Linked DNA regions of Homo sapiens: region 1 is linked to region 2. A link is a loop called in an ENCODE intact Hi-C map of the cell type or tissue named here. Cell type or tissue: PC-3. All regions are shown on one strand. Links, peaks and the distances in the headings refer to the core of each region. The heading gives the core; the rest is flanking DNA.

Evidence for each region. Hi-C counts contacts between places; a loop is a spot of excess contacts. Peaks named below come from ENCODE experiments on the same cell type or tissue, not always from the same donor. Only the 100,000 strongest peaks of a DNase experiment are listed, where the experiment ranks them.
Region 1: it touches region 2 in a loop (9-fold over the local background); 1 of 110 quality-filtered maps calls a loop at or near these places.

The regions. Positions count from the first base shown.
Region 1 is chr14:44,696,417-44,705,472 of GRCh38, forward strand. No RefSeq gene overlaps it. Among named protein-coding and RNA genes, the nearest start is that of LINC02302, 98 kb to the right of the region's middle. In PC-3, for the core only: no CTCF peak of the experiment used is centred there; DNase peaks (open chromatin) are centred at 3,995 and 5,455; H3K27ac peaks cover 1,344 bases.
Region 2 is chr14:44,791,786-44,800,841 of GRCh38, forward strand. LINC02302 (long intergenic non-protein coding RNA 2302) reads right to left here and starts at 7,341. Exons shown (of 5, transcript NR_146457.1): 1 at 7,191-7,341; 2 at 6,145-6,227. In PC-3, for the core only: no CTCF peak of the experiment used is centred there; a DNase peak (open chromatin) is centred at 4,186; H3K4me3 peaks cover 963 bases.

The sequences.
Region 1 (9,056 bases), core at 1,801-5,800, 96 kb before region 2:
TAGGCTACCAACCAAAAAAAGTCCAGGACCAGATGGATTCACAGCCAAATTCTCCCGGAGGTACAAAGAGGAGCTGGTACCACTCCTTCTGAAACTATTCCAATCAATAGAAAAAGAGGGAATCCTCCCTAACTCATTTTATGAGGCCAGCATCATCCTGATACCAAAATCTGGCAGAGACACAACAAAAAAAGAAAATTTCAGACCAATATCCCTGATGAACATCGATGCGAAAATCCTCAATAAAATACTGGTAAACTGAATCCAGTAGCACATCACAAAGCTTATCCACCATGATCAAGTGGGCTTCATCCCTAGGATGCAAGGCTGGTTCAACATATGCAAATCAATAAACGTAATCCATCACATAAACAGAACCAACAACAAAAACGACATGATTATCTCAATAGATGCAGAAAAGCCTTCGATAAAATTCAACACCTCCTCATGCTAAAAACTCTCATAAATTGGGCATTGATGGAACACATCTCAAAATAATAAGCTATTTATGACAAACCCACAGGCAATATCATTCTGAATGCGCAAAAACTGGAAGCATTCCTTTTAAAAACTGGACAAGACAAGGATGCCCTCTCTCACCACTCCTATTCAACATAGTATTGGAAGTTCTGGCCAGGACAATCACGCAAGAGAAAGAAATAAAGGGTATTCAAATAGGAAGTGAGGAAGTCAAATTGTCTCTGTTTGCAGATGACATGATTGTGTATTTAGAAAACCCCATCGTCTCAGCCTGAGACCTCCTTAAACTGATAAGCAACTTCAGCAAAGTCTCAGGATAAAAATCAATGTGCAAAACTCACAAGCATTCCTTTTTTTTTTTTTTTTTTTTTTTTTTGAGATGGCGTCTCACTCTGTCACCCAGGCTGGAGTGCAGTGGCGCGATCTCGGCTCACCGCAAGCTCCGCCTCCTGGGTTCATGCCATTCTCCTGCCTCAGCCTCCCAAGTAGCTGGGACCACAGGCACCCACCACCATGCCTGCCTAATTTTTTGTATTTTTAGTAGAGACAGGGTTTCACCGTGTTAGCCAGGATGGTCTCAAACTCCCGACCTTGTGATCCGCCCGCCTTGGCCTCCCAAAGTGCTGGGATTACAGGCGTGAGCCACCGCACCTGGCCAAAACTCACAAGCATTCTTATACACCAATAACAGACAGAGAGCCACATCATGAGTGAACTTCCATTCACAATTGCTACTAAGAGAATAAAATACCTGGGAATACAACTTATAAGGGATGTAAAGGACCTCTTCAAGGAGAACTACAAACCACTGCTCAAGGCCATAAGAGAGGACACAAACAAATGTAAAAACATCCCATGCTCATGGATAGGAAGAATCAATATCGTGAAAATGGCCATACTGCCCAAAGTAATTTACAGATTCAATGCTATCTCCATCAAGCTACCACTGACTTTCTTCACAGAATTGGAAAAAACTACTTTAAATTTCATATGGAGCCAAAAAAAAAAAAAAACAGCCTGCATATTCAAGACAATCCTGGGCAAGAAGAACAAAGCTGGAGGCATCATGCTACCTAACTTCAAACTATACTACAAGGCTACAGTAACCAAAACAGCATGGTACTGGTACCAAAACAGATTTATAGACCAATGGAACAGAACAGAGGCCTCAGAAATAACACCAGACAGCTACAACCATCTGATCTTTGACAAACCTGACACACACAGGCAATGAGGAAAATATTCCCTATTTAATAAATAGTGTTGGGAAAACTGGCTAGCCATATGCAGAAAACTAAAACTGGACCCCTTCCTTACACCTTTTACAAAAATCATCAGAGTGAACAGGCAACCTACAGAATGGGAGAAAATTTTTGCAATCTATCCATCAGACAAAGGGCTGATATCCAGAATCTACAAGGAACTTAAACAAATTTACAAGAAAAAACAATCAACCCCATCAAAAAACGGGCAAATCAAAATCACAATGAGATACCATCTCACGCCAGTTAGAATGGCAATCATCAAAAAGTCAGGAAACAACAAATGTTGGAGAGGTTGTGGAAAAATAGAAATGCTTTTCCACTGTAGCAGGAGTGTAAATTAGTTCAACCATTGTGGAAGACAGTGCAGCCATTCCCCAAGGATCTAGAACTGAAAATACCATTTGACCCAGCAATCCCATTACTGGGCAGAATCCCAAAGGATTATAAATTGTTCTATGATAAAAACATATGCACACATATGTTTATTGTGGCACTATTCACAATAGCAAACACTTGGAACCAACTGAAATGCCCATCAATGATAGACTGGATTAAGAAAATGTGGCACATATACACCATGAAATACTATGTAGCTATAAAAAAGGATGAGTTCATGTCCTTTACAGGAACATGGATGAAGCTGGAAACCATGATTCTCAGCAAACTGTCACAAGACCAGAAAACCAAACGCCGCATGTTCTCACTCATAAGTGGGAGCTGAACAATGAGAACACAGGGACACAGGGAGGAGAACATCACATACCGGAGCCTATCGGGGGCTGGGGGCCTAGGGGAGGGATGACATTAGCAGAAATACCTAATGTAGGTGACAGGTTGATGGGTGCAGCAAACCACCAGGGCACGTGTATACCTATGTAACAAACCTGCATGTTCTGCACGTGTAACCCAGAACTTAAAGTATAATTTAAAAAATATGTATTAGCTGGGCGTGGTGGTGTGTGCCTGTAGTCCCAGCTACTCAGGAGGCTGAGGCAGGAGAATCGCTTGAACCCGGGGAGCAGAGGTTGCAGCAAGCTGAGGTTGCAGTGAGCCGAGACTGTGCCACTGCACTCCAGCCTGGCAACAGAGCGAGACTCCGTCTTAAAAAAAAAAAAAAAAAAGAATGAGGAAATTTGACATTTGGAACCTACATTCAAATCCCATTTGTTAGCTGTGAGACCTTGGGTAAGTTCATGAACCTCTCTCTGTGAGTCATTCGTGGAAAAGGGTCATAGATCCACCCATTACTGGGGCCATGAGGTATACATGAAGAATAATGTTTATCTGGAAACTCACAGGGTGAAAGACCACAGACTCCAAAGATCTCCTGTCCTCATGCCACCTACGAGCTGAGTTGGGCAGGGGTGGCTGGTGCCACAGTCTGGATATGGTTTGTTTATCCCCACAAAAGCTCATGTTGAAATTGGATCCCCAGTGTGGTAGCATTTGGGAAGTGGGGGGCTTTGTGGGAGGTGTTTGGGCTCCAGATCCCTCAGGAATGGCTTGGTGCTGCTCTCAGGTTAGTGAGTTCTGGCTCTCTGAGACTGGATTAGTTCCCATAGGAATGGATTAGTTCCCATCAGAGTGAGTTGCTATAAAGCCAGGAGACTCCTCGGCTCTCCCCCTCTTCACTCATGTCCACTTCCCTTTGACCTTCTCTGCCATGTTGTAACTTGGCACAAAAGCCCTCACCAGAAGCCAAGGCTATGCCCTTAAACTTCTCAGCCAGAAGAATTATGAGCTAAATAAACCTCTTTTCTTCATTAAAAATGAATAAATAAGTAAATAAAAATCATTCTTATCTGTGATGGCTGAAGTACTTTGTGAAAGAGGTGGTCTTTGGTGGTTAACACTTAAATAAATGGAAAAAATTGGGGAATCAATTCCAAACTGCATGAATAGTATGAGCAAAGGAAAAATTTCACGTGGCATGTCCAGAAATGGCAACAGTTATACCAGTGCATTTAGAGCTGAGATTTCATACAACGATGTTTCAGGGCATGGTCTCATTGGTTTGAGTTCAGCTCAATCTCTGCCATCTTAGGTGATTTCTAACCTTACTGAGCCTCAGAATTCTTATCTATGCTTTCATCAAAGTATAACGAATATTAAACCAGATCACTTAGCAAAATGCCTTGAATAAAATGGGTTCTCAGTAAGTATTAACTATGAGTGTCTCATGAGGGAAGTGTGAGCCAAGATTGGAGATGTGGTTAAGAGGCATATTGTAGATGATCTAAAGAGCGAAGCATGCCTGGAATTTCTGAGCAAAGTCACCCTCAATAAACCTATACTCACATAACCTCTAATTCCACAGTGTAAATAAAAAACCACTGTGGACCCATGGTCTCATATATAGCAATTAAATATACAGGTTCTTGTACTCAAACAGAGATTTAATGAATCAGATTCTCCAGAGCTGCGACATGAGAAATTTGCCTTTGTTTAAATGATTATAATGGATAGCCAGGCTTGGGAACTACTGCCTTAGACCACAAAGTCCAAGAAAAATGTAGCCAAGACATGAAAATGTAGAACTAGAGGGGAAAAGCCTTTAATAATAGCCAGATACTTTATTCTACTAAAATTAAGGATATTAATGAAACCAATCCTCCCCAAAGTCACGCCTTGTATCTTGTCATCACAGAAACTGCACTACTTCTACAATCAAATCAAACATCTCCATTGCTCACCATGACTTCCTCCCATCCATTGTTCATGTTCATCTACTATGACTGTTTGGGGGCTATATTTGTTTGCTGAGGCTATTGTAACAAAATATCACAGTCTGGTTGGCTTAAACAATAGACATTATTTTCTCACAGGTCTACAGTCTTTCATCCACAATCCCCTCTCCAAACTTACTTCCCTAATTAACCTTTCTCATTTTGGGATCTTGGCTTAAGCACCACATACTCAGTAAGCCTTCAAGACACAATCTAGGTCTTTGCTGTTGCTCTAATAAAAATATATGTCTTCACTTAAAAGCCCAACTCAGGTTTGTAATTAAATACTTTTTTGGAGTCGTTGTGTGATTAACATCTACCTCCTGTGCTAAGCAAAAATTCCATTTAGTATCAAATTTAACACTATTAACTCCTTGACAGCAAGGACAATGTATATTTTTGATCACCCTTGATTTCTGTTGCCCAGTTCCTGACACTTTTTAGGCACTCAGTATTTGTTGAATAAACAAAAGCAAACATGGATTTCTAAATAAAACGGCCTTGCCCATAGCCACTGAGAAAGGCAGGCAACCATATTTTGTACCATAATGCCAGCAAAATACTTAGCATGGCTGATTTGACCAAACGTAGTAGATTAGCACCTTAAAACTTAGTGGTTTTAAACAACAGCCATTAATTTAGCTCATGATTATATGGGGCAGTAATTATTTGTGCTGGACTAACGGGTTGACCTAACTGACCTGGACCAGGGTTAGCTGATCTTGGTTGGGCTCACTCATGCATTTTGCTGTCAGCTGCCAGGTGTCTGGGGGCTGCCTAGTCTAAGATGACTCAGCAGGGACTGCTTATCTCTGTTCATCTGGTCTCTCCAAGAAGCCTAGCCCAAGCATATTCGCATAGCCTGTTTCCAAGTGCTCAAAGCCTCCAGAGGACCAAGCAACAACTGCACATCATCTCTGCTCCATTATATTGGCCAAAGCGAGTCATTAGGCTGGCCCAGATTCAAGGATAGAGAAATAGACTCCATTTCTTAGTGACAGGAGCTGCAAAGCTATACTGCAAAGGTGTGGCTACAGGGAGGGATGGGGAATTATGACTCTTTGCAATCTACCATACCATGAACTGGAAGGCCAATGACTTATGGCATGATATGGAATACAAAGGCGGGCTAAGACAATAAGATTCTTATTCTTAGGAATCTGAAGAATGCAGAAACACAAGGAGATGGAGCAATTTTTAAGAGCTGAAGCTAAAAGCAGTCAGGCAGGACAATGTCAGTGAGCTCTATGCCAGCCAGAACTATAAAGAAATTAAAGATCTGAATAAGCAAGGGAAATTGGCAGAGAAAGAATGGCTCAGACACAGAACCAATTCAGAGATGCTATGGGAGAGACCCTGAAAAAGATGGAGAAAGAAGCTGGAAATTTGAGCTGTTTTAGTTCCTCTTCACCAATACATACTTCCTATAATTGATCCCAGTTTCTTTCAGGCTGAATTCTTCACAACCAAAAGTCTAACAAAATCAGTATGTGATAAGTATACATGAAATCTTTTCTTTTTCTTTTTCTTTTTCATTCTTTCTAAATAGAACTATCTCACCCAACCATCCACACACACAAAAAAAAAAGGAAAAAAAGCTGCTTCTTTGAATGCACAGATAAATTTTATGACAAGGAGAAGCAGAAGTTTGATAGCACAAGCTTCCAAACAGCACAGTACAGTAAATAGATACAAGTGACAAAATAAGATTAATTTCCATGAAAGAAAATATTCAATTTTCACACTGGAAAAGGTCGATGTTCATACATAGGTGTGCCAGAGATACCCCTTTTAAGTCCATCTTGCATTTCTCCAATGTTTTCCATTTGAGAATCACTGATACAAAGAAACATGGGTTTCATTACAAGATCTAAACACTGCAATCTGCATGAAGAAAATCATATTACAAGCTAAATATTATCCATTTGGATTTGCAGCCAAGTTACAGTCCACTAAATCCTAAGTACTTTTTTTTCCCAACTAAAGCTATATTGCATTTCAACTCTCTTGTTAGAAACTGATGCTAGGAATTGACAAGATAATAGGATGGAGAAAGTTTTCGGATCTCATTTACAGCAGATCGGAGAAGGGTCAGTTTCTCAGGTAATGAAGCATTGTCTGGTTGCCCCTAAATCACTCCATACTATTCCCAGTCCCCAGAGGCTTAGACAGCACCTGCATTATCACTGTCCTTCAGAGCTTTATTCTAATACCTCAAAAAAGAAAAGTTATAATAAATGATCTGGGATTTCAGAGACACAAATGCCAAACTTCAGATTTGAGTTAAAAAATAATAATCTACAATCTTCCTTATAAGAGAGAGAAAGACACTTAAAACTTACAGAAACAGCTTTTAATTTATATCTGACACTAGATCTTTTCGTCTGATTTGTTCTTTCTCAAACTAATGTGTCTTGAACGTGCCCCTTGACAACTTGCTGCTAACAAAACGCAGAGGAAAATAAAGGTTCACTACCTCTGCCTCGCATTGCAATTTTATTCTCATGACTCCAAGCCTCAATCTATACATATTTTCCCTCTACTCTTACCTTATAAAATAGTACCTGACCCTGTGAGGGATGTGTTTGGCTTCCCTGAGAATGCAGGGAACAAAGATTAATAAAGGAGAAAAATAGTCCTTAATATTTACTTCAATTTTAGTATCAAATAGCTGTCTTTAGCCTCATGCTTAATTCAATTAATCCCACACAGAATCTCCTGACATTTTGAGGGACATAAGGCTTTTATAGAGTACCCAGGGTTTCTAGAATGACATTTGGTATACTATGATAGGCACCTAAATAAGGGACTCTCTTGTCAGGCTTACTAGCATTCACAAGTGTAAGGAGAAGCAGTATTTATCTGCAAACATCATTATACTCCAGAAAGAATGTTCTAGTAGAAGCCATTGTGAATTAGTCCAGAAACTTCAACTCAGCAAAAATTCACACAAGTTCAAAACTTTTTAACCAGCCCTTCCAGGCCTTTATATCATAAAATCATGATATAAAATCAGGAGCCAAACAAATACCATACATACTACCATTGCGGATCATATTTTATATTCTATTAAATTCCTCATTGCATCAGCTTGATTTATTTGAGTCCTGGTCTATGAGCCTGTGCTAATTTATAGTAATTAATTCACATTCATGTCCTCATTGATTCCAAAAACCTGTCTCCACTTCCTGATACTTTACTCTACACCAGTTTGCATGAACCTCTCTTCAGACAAGCATTCTTTTGGATTGCTGTACAGATTTGTGTGCATGACCAGAGGAAAGGAAAATAATTTCAAGACAGAACAAACACGATAAGGTCATTGAAAAGACATATATATTCATACATACAGGTAAGGTCTCTTATACAAAGTATTTAGCACACAAGTGAGAATATTCACTCTCTCTTTCTTTCTTAAAAGAAAGACTTTAGGCCAGGACACCGTGACTCATGCCTGTAATCCCAGCACTTTTGGGAGAACAAGGTGGGAGAATTGCTTGAAGCTAGGAACTTAAGACCAGCCTGAGCAACACAGCAAGACCCAGTCTCTACCAAAAATAATATATAAAAATTAGCCAGTTGTGGTGGCATGCCTGTAGTCCCAGCTATTCTGGAGCCTGAGGTGGGAGGATCCCTTGAGGTTAGGAGTTGGAGGCTGCAGTGAGCTCTCATCAACCCACTGCACTCCAGCCGAGGCAACTGAGTAAGACCCTGTCTCAAAAAACAAATCAGTGAATCAGATTCAAATTTAACTCTTTAAATTTATTGCTATTTTACAACATAACAGAAATAGTGGCATTACTATTACCAGGACTATCCAGAGCCTGACCAGGAGGACCCAGCCTGGGGCAGAGAGGGCCTCTGGGACTAAAATAGGAAGGTCTGTGGGATATTCACTGTATATTTACAACATTCTTTCTACAATTATATTAGAACCAAAAACACTGTCCAGAGGTTCTTCTGAGAAGAAAGCTATAATGAATGTATTCTTAAGATGGACAGTAACAACTAAAATGGTTCAATTGAGCGTTACTTTGTTTGGGTTTTGGTTTTGGCTTAATTTGGTTTGGGCAGCTTTAATTCTGTCCTTCTGCTTCAAATAATATACAAGCCACACTATGAATTAGCTTCCAATTTTCCCGCAATCTTATCTATGTTTTCTTCTTTTTTTTTATTTTTTTTATTTTTAATGTTTTTTTTTTTGTTATTATACTCTAAGTTTTAGGGTACATGTGCACATTGTGCAGGTTAGTTACATATGTATACATGTGCCATGCTGGTGCGCTGCACCACTAACGTGTCATCTAGCATTAGGTATATCTCCCAATGCTATCCCTCCCCCCTCCCCCGACCCCACCACAGTCCCCAGAGTGTGATATTCCCCTTCCTGTGTCCATGTGATCTCATTGTTCAATTCCCACCTATGAGTGAGAATATGCGGTGTTTGGTTTTTTGTTCTTGCAATAGTTTACTGAGAATGATGGTTTCCAATTTCATCCATGTCCCTACAAAGGACATGAACTCATCATTTTTTATGGCTGCATAGTATTCCATGGTGTATATGTGCCACATTTTCTTAATCCAG
Region 2 (9,056 bases), core at 2,160-6,159:
CTTTATAAGGTTAAAAAAAGTTATAGTAAGCTAAGTTTGATTTATTACTGAAGAAAGAAATACTTTTTACAAATTTGGTATAGCCTAACTGTACGGTGTTTATAAATTCCACAGTAGTGTACAGTAACATCCTGGTCCTTCACATTCATTCATCACTCACTGACTCACCCAGAGCAACTTCTAATCCTGAAGCACCATTCATAAGTGTCCTATACAGAGGTACCATTTTTTATGTTTTATACCGTATGTTTACTACACATTTCCTATGTTTAGATGTACAGATACCATTGTCTTCCAATTGCTTACGGTATTCAGTATATTAACATGCTATATAGGTTTGTAGCCTAGGAGTGCTAGACTATACCATATTGTCTACGTGTATAGTAGGCTATGCCATCTAGGTTTATGTACTATGTACACTCTATGGTGTTCACACATGACAAAATCATGGAACGATTAATTTCTCATAAGGCATTCTTCTCATTAAGCAATGCATGACTGCACGTATATGTCACATACAAGGCATAGGAAACAGAATGGCATGTCTCAATACCAATGCTGGAACTATAAGGAATCAATGTTTTCAATATTCTGAGGGAGATATATTTTTAATACAAAATGCTATATTGAACAAAGCTGTTAACCAAATTGAGGGTGAAAGAAATTTTCAGATGTGCAAAAAAGCATAAAAACTTATTTCTCAAATATCCTTTCTTAAGCAGCTACCGAAGAAGTTTTTTTCTTCAGAGATACAAACAATTCCACCAAAGGAAGTCAGGGGACACAGAAACATCAGAATGGCAGCAACAGAAAGTAATTTCCAAGCCATAATTCAGAAATTTTAATTTAAAAATAGAAAAAGATACACTAAGTATAAAATAATTTATTCAAAAAAAGTCTTTTGACAAAGTTAGAGAAATCAAATCAATTTACCTATTTCTTATACTATATTTCCTCCATTAAAATCACCTCTTTGTTGTGTCAACTCTTCTTGAAGGCAGTTGAATAATAGACGATACAAAATGTCTTTTCAAATACAAAAGAATCTCGGAATTTCTCAACCAGGAAATATTGATGGTTTATTGTTTTCTCCAATAATTTGAATTTTAAAATTCATTTTTCACGTATTTTCTGGCTTGTAAAATTGGTATGTGAGACCAGGGATTATAACTCATTATTCACTGTAACTTCAAAAGTCCTCAACATGTGGTAAGTGCTCAATAAATAGCTGTATAACCTAAATGATATTACATGCATAACAATTAAAGTGTAATTAATCTACATGAACTGCCATTTCAGGTATGAAGATGCTTAATGGTGCTACAGAAGAAGCTATCAAAAAACTGCACAATAAAGACACAGCAAGAGTAAATGAATTAAGTAGGGCACCAGCATTTTGAAGAAAGCAGACCCTCCCTAAATATGAAGTGACAGAGACTCATTACTATACTGTGAGCAAATACTAAGCAAAGACTATGAAATTTCTTAATGGAATAAACTTCTCAAAATTATTCTCTTAGTGGTACTAAATAAAAGTAATTATTAGTACTCACAGAAATTATCAGACTTCACTTTTTCATTCATTTATTTAACAAACATATACTGTGACCCTGTGTCAAGTACGGTGCTAAGAATTAAGGATTCAACAATAAACATTATACCATGATAACTCGTCTTGTGGAGGTTACAATTTGTATACAGACATATGTATACCAATAAAATGTATACTTTCTCATGGTATTGTCTTTATAACTCTCAACATATCCTTTCATGTTTTCATTAAAATTCAGAATAAATAAACCATTATGCCCTAACTGGATTGGTCTCATCTAACTACAGTCAGGATTTGGGGGAGAGGAAGATGTCAAAGGTATAAATAAGCAACACTCTACAGAATCATATTTTACTGAGACATTTTTTCTGGATATACAACATATTAGCTGATTTGTTTGTATTGCAGCTGTTGATGCTGAAGGGGACATTTAGAAACTAGGGATTAAAAGTTTTCAGCTCCACACAAGCTCAGGGTTATAGCCCCAGACTTTCACAAGTAACCTAATCAGTTTTGCTAAGATTCTCATTCATAGAGTCTGTAGGATCAAGACAGGTGTGTCAAGGGTATCTTGTACCAAGATATATTTTTAAAGCGGCAGTCTTTTGGCATTCTGTTCTCCCCTGCAGCCCACTAAACCACTGGAATACACTGAAGCAGGATTTCAATAAAGAGTACCCTTATATTTTACATGTAGAATTGGAACCAGACAGAAAAAGCCTTGAATTCAGTCATAAGCAAGTGTTCAGACAAGTTACTTTATGCATCTTTTCTACACACAGACTAGAATCTATATCTCTACAACTGATCCCACTGGGACCTGAGGCAAAACATTTTGCAGGATGAATACATTATGCTAATTGCTTTACTCTATCCATTTGTTCCTCATCCTTTCCTGGTTTCTACTTTTCTCCTTACCCTTGCCCTTTAATAATCTCTCATGAGAAGGAACTTATCTTTTTTTCTGTTTACAGTATGCAAAGGAAATACTCATAAGCAAGGAGTCATCTGAAGTAAGAACTAAGACAAAGAATACATTCAAGAACAGAATCCTTTTTAAAAAAAATGCTTTGTATTGGGGTATGTTTTCATTCACCAGCTTATGCAACTGAATGCTTGCAGGAGATCAGAAAAAGAAGCACCCCAATTCTTTTATGGAATACCAAGCATGAATAAGGCCATTCACCCCTTTGGCTCTCCCTCTCTGTTACTTAAGCCGTCCTAATAAAGAAGTGAATTTCCCTCTCCTCTTTCTATTTTCACTGTGTGTATCAAAGCCTCAGATGCACATTTTGCTATTTTGTAGTCCTTGTGGAAAAAGATATTTGAAATGTGAGGGGCATGTTAAGAAACCATTTATAGCTTTTACAACAGAGCTTTAAAAAGCCCAGGGTCAGCACAGCAGTGTCCATTTCACCTAAAGCCAAATTTTTAAGCCAAGGGAAAAACAAATAGTGCTTTGAGTTTTATTTACCACATACTGATAATTCAGAAAAAAAAAAAATAGCACTAACTAAGTGCACTACTATTGACTCATTAATACATAACAAAATGATTTTTGAATATACAAAATGAAAACCTTAAAAATTATAATGCTTAGAAATTGTGGTTTGACAATATTTTTGTGTCCTGGCCTCAATTTAGAAACATCTCTGGAGCCAGAACTTTTCCAACATAATATAAACTTCTTTATCCTGAAGAACTTGGTTTCTAAACATCTTAATGATTACTATAAAAATTTACTTTCAAAAAATGTAATTTTTACCAAAAGACAACAGAATGAAAAAACAGTATTTGGTTGTTACTAACTTGAAGTGTAACTTTGATACTCAAATCTTTGATACTCAGCTTTTGAGAGACTGAAACAGCAGTTTAAGGGCTTAAAAACATTCTCTTAAATTCTATTAATCCATACCTTAAAAGAATCTGTTTACTGTCTGCCTGTGGGCAAACTAGGAACCCAAAAGGTATCCAGTTGTAAACGTTTCCATGAAATCCCTCAGAATCACATTCAGAAAGAGGTAGCTAAGTAAGGGGTGTGCCAGAGTATGGGATCTGGGTGGGAACTAATGCATAAATAGGTTTGCAGAAGGAAGACAAAAAATCAGTGGGAGAGGGAAACTGATGGGTACTTAGGAGAAGAAGGATGGGTCCAAGTGGGATAGGTATATTTCTAGGAGGTGACTGAGTGACTGACAGAGCCACTTCTGTAACCTGTAAATACAGCTTCAATCCCTTTTCAATGAAGCATTTTGTGCCTTCAAAGGAAATTGAAGTCAGGAAAAGAGAGAAAACACACCACATATGAAAGATTGCCACCTGTTTTGTTCACTTCTTTAATTTCCACTCCTCCATCCATTTTAGAAGAAATTCTCCCCACCCTGCTCCAAAGACATAAAGAGTTATTTTATTGAATTAACCCAAAAGGATCTTCTTCTTAGAAGAGCTGCTGACCACAGTGGCCATTAGGTTTGGGAGGGCAGTTATACTATTTTTGCAACCTCTGAGCCAAGTCTAGTGAGCAGCACCTCTAGGCTCCTCCCACTCCAACCAGGGGCTCTGACAACAGTCACCTGTACTAGGGAGGCAAAGGGATTGCTGGTGGACATGAGTCACCTGCTGGGCTTCAATTCCAGCTCTGCTAACTACTAGCTATTTTTTCAACACAAGCAACCACCCATCTGTAGAACGGAGTTGCTGATGATAGTATCAGTATTTATAGTGTTATTTATGAGATTTAAGTAAGTGAATATTCATAAAATGCCAAAGTGCTTAATCAGTGCCTGGCTCATAGGCTATGTTAAATAGCTTGTCAAATAAAGTTTAGGCATATTAAAATGAATTCATTTTAAAATTTTGATTGTAACTTATGTATCACTTCCATTTGTGATTAAAATAGAGTCACCTTCATTACTTTACCTTTTTGATTTTTACATTTCTGGAATTGAAATCCCTGGGCCCTTATTCTTCTACTTTATACAATGCAAAACAAAACTCAAAATTGTGCTTTATGTAACCATCTTGTCTCTTTTTTTTTTTCCTAAACACTACGGTACCTATCAATAGAACTTAAACGAGTGAATTATTACAAAAATCAACACTTTCTTAACATCCTCTCTTGTTCTCAATGACATAGGTAAGCCTATATAGTATAGATTATTTCCCTACAGTTTTGTCATTTGCAGGCAGTGCTTGCAAGCATGAATACAACAAATCAGAAAAAGAAAGAAGAAAAAAAATACATTTCAGTCACTGAACCCTATAAGTCAGTACAAAAAGATGCAGTTAAAGGTGCCATTTTCCATCCAAATAGGTATCTTGAATGCAGTTCTTTGTGATACTTTCAGTTTTGGATGGTATTTTAATGGAAGAAAATGGAAAATAAGCCCAGTCTGAGCAACTATATCATACACTACGGCCATGAGCTCAGTGTAATTTGATTTAACCAGGTTCAATACTAGCTTCACAACGCATTGAATCATGAACTTCAGATTTTTCTTTGCAGTAAAATCCTTCCGAATCTTGATTTCCAGCCAACATGCACATCACCTGTTGTTATTCTTAATTAAAGCAGCGTTGACAAAAATACTAAGGGCCAAAATTTTATACCTATTCAGAAGAAAGTCAATCTAGTGCCCTCACTTAGGAAGGAAGTACAGAGAAAGCACTCAAAAGGAAAATAAATGTGGATTATTTACTGATACCAAAAATGAAGACTCCTGGAAACAAGATATTTAAATTTTTCAGCCCAATATGAGTTTAGAGTCAGAGTTGCAAACCTGAGGACAATAACCAATCAATTTAGCCACAATTGTCACCAATAGCATTTGTAAGGTTGAGGCCAGAAGATCACAGGTCTGCTACAACAGATTTATCACTTCTTAAATCATGTTTCTGTCCATCATCCTCTGCTCAGGTTCAAGCTGTGATCAATGAAAGGATGTCCGTCTACAGCCCTGAGATTTGATATATGGATGCTCCATAAAATTCAGCACTTTAAAGACATGTATTGATCGATATAATTCCAATATAAAAGAATAATTTGATGGTAGAGCCTTCATATCACAAAAATTGAAAGCTATTTAAAAGGCAGATGAATATATTTATGAAGAAATTGCCAAGTAAAATTCCCAAAAGTTTGAGACTATAATGTAGGAATACTTTAATTAGGCATTCGCTGTCTAATTAGACTTATGTGATTTCAATAATGTTTAACATTCATAAAATAAACCAGAATCCTTGGACTATGCAACCTCACATTAAAAAAAAGATAAACAACTCTAAAAGAATCAATCAAAATAGTAAAGATGTAGAATTAAAAGCAGCAGCAGATTCTACAATATCCCATATACCACTTTGCTTTCATGGTTAACAAGAAAACAGACTAAATATGAACGACACGTGACAAGCTGTTTTCAACAATGAAGATGGTAAACACAGTGCCTTCAAATATGTTGACCCACACAAAACTCAATGCCCTTTATTAGAAACACTAAGTCGGAACTTTGTTGAGAAACACTTGGCCAAAGCCTCATTGATCACCCTCAAGTTGCATAAGACAGTAACCAAGATTTTTTTTTAAATCATCTTACCTTTCCTTTGGAGATAAAACTGCATCTTTTCAGCTCCCTCCTGCCTCCGACACAGAAACACACGCCATGAATTGTTAACAACACTGAAGATATGTGAAAACAGATGGCAATAATCAGATTTTCTAAATAAACATAAGCGCTGAACCTAGTTTAAAAAATAACGTAAAATTCTTAAAAATATAAATAGCTTGTGAGTTTTTTGTAATTTATAAATAATATACATTACTCATATGTTAAAAAAAGAAAAATAAATCAAAGCACAAAGAAAGAAAACAAAAGTCATCTATTACCCTATCACCTAAAAAAGAAACTACTAACTTTTCGGTGTATTCTTCAGGCATATATAACAAAAGAATTAATTACAGTTAGTTGTAAAACATTTGTTTTATAATGCAATTCTTCTAAATAAAATGTGGTATATTGGTTATTTTTAGATGTTAAAAAATAAAGCAGAACTACCTGTCCAGAAACCCATTATGAGAGGTGACAGCATGCTGGCGGCCCTAGCAGCCCTCACTCGCTCTCGGCGCCTCCTCGGCCTTGGCGCCCACTCTGGCCGCGCTTGAGGAGCCCTTCAGCCCCCCGCTGCACTGTAGGATCCCCTTTCTGGGCTGGCCAAGGCCGGAGCCGGCTCCCACAGCTTGCCGGGAGGTGTGGAGGGAGAGGCGCAGGCGGGAACCCGGGCTGCGCGCTGCGCTTGCGAGCCAGCGCGAGTTCCGGGTGGGCGTGGGCTCGGCAGGCCCCCTGCTCGGAGCGGCCGGCCGGCCGCCCCGCCAGCCCCGGGCAGTGAGGGGCTTAGCACCTGGGCCAGCAGCTGCTGTGCTGGATTTCTGGGGTCTTAGCTGTCCCAGCGGGGCAGGGTTCCGGACCTGCACCCGGCCATGGCCATGCCTGAGCCTCCCCCTGCTCCCCCCGCTCCCCCCACCGCCTCCGCCTCCCCACCTCCCCCGCCCCCCCGCCTCCTCGCCCCCCGCCCCCCGCCCCGTACCCCGTCCCCGCCTCCCCGCTCCCCCGCCGCCGCCTCCCCGCCCTCCCGCCGCCCCCACCTCCCCGCTCCTGCGCCGGCCGGATCCTCCTCAAGAGCACTGGCCCCTGCTCCACGGTGCCCAGTCCCATTGACTCCCCAAGGGCTGAGGAGTGTGGGCTCACTGCGTGGGACTGGCAGGCAGCTCCACCTGCGCCCTGCTCGGGGATCCACTGGGTGAAGCCAGCTGGGCTCCTGAGTCTGGTGGGGACTTGGAGAATCTTTATGTCTAGCTAAGAGATTGTAAATACACCAATCAGCACTCTGTATATAGCTCAAGGTTTGTAAACACACCAGTCAGCACCCTGTATCTAGCTCAGGGTTTGTGGATGTACCAATGGACACTCTGTATCTAATTAATCTGGTGGGGAGAGGAGAAATTTTATGTCTAGCTAAGGGATTGTGAATGCACCAATCGGCACTCTGTATCTAGCTCAAGGTTTGTAAATGCACCAATCAGCACTCTGTGTCTAGCTCAGGGTTTGTAAATACACCAATTGACACTCTGTATCTAGCTAATCTAGTGGGGACTTGGTGAACTTTTGTGTCTAGCTCAGGGATTGTAAATGCACCAATCAGTAGCCTGTCAAAACGGACCAATCAGCTCTCTGTAAAACAGACCAATCGGCTCTCTGTAAAATGGACCAATCAGCCAGATGTGGGTGGGGCCAGATAAGAGAATAAAAGCAGGTTGCCCAAGCCAGCAATGGAAACCTGGGTCACCTTCCACACTGTGGAAGCTTTGTTCTTCCCTCGTTGCAATAAATCTTGCTACTGCTCACTCTTTGGGTCCACACTGCCTTTATGAGCTGTAACACTGGCTGCGAAGGTCTGCAGCTTCACTCCTGAAGCCAGTGAAACCATGAACCCACTGGGAGGAATGAACAACTCCAGACACGCCATCTTAAGAGATGTACCACTCACCATGAAGGTCTGCAGCTTCACTCCTGAGCCAGCGAGACCACGAACCCACCAGAAGGAACAAACTCCGGACACATCTGAACATCAGAAGGAACAAACTCCTGACACGCTGCCTTTAAGAACTGTAACACTCACCGCAAGGGTCCGCGGCTTCATTCTTGAAGTCAGTGAGACCGAGAACCCACCAATTCCGGACACAATTACAGGGTACATATCCAAAAGAAAATACACCATTCCACCAAAAAGACACATGTACTCCTACATTCATTGCAGCACTATTTACAATACTGAATGTAATGCAAAGACATGGAATCAACCTAGGTTCCCATCAACAGTAGATTAGATAAAGAAAATGTGGTATATATACACTATGGAACACTATGTAGCCATTAAAAAGAATGAAATCGTCCTTTACAGCAACATGAATGCATCTGGAGGCCATTATCCTCAGTGAATTAATGCAAGAACAGAAGTCAAGTACCACATGTTCTCAATTATAGGTGAGAGCTAAACATTGGGTTCTCATAGACATAAAGATGGCAATAATCCACAATGTGGACTACTAGAGTGGGGAGAGAGGGAAGGGGGCAAGGGTTGAAAAATTAACTATTGGGTACTATGCTCACTATCTGGGTGATGGAATCATTCATATCCCAAACCTCAACATCACACAATATACCCATATAACAAGCCTGAAAATGTACCCCTGAATCTAAAACAAAAGTTGAATTATTTTTTAAAAGGTTGATGGAAACACATACTATGAAAAAACTTCACATGGAGTTTGAATTTTTTTGCACCAAAATAAACTTATACCAACTTGTTATAACATGTATGAACAGGAGCTAGTTTGGGGCACTAAGAAGGATAAGACATCAGTTTGAACAGAGTTCTTATCAGAGCAACATGAATTCTGCTAAAATTAAAGCAAGAAAAGACATCAAATTTATGGTGAAGTTTGTGTGGA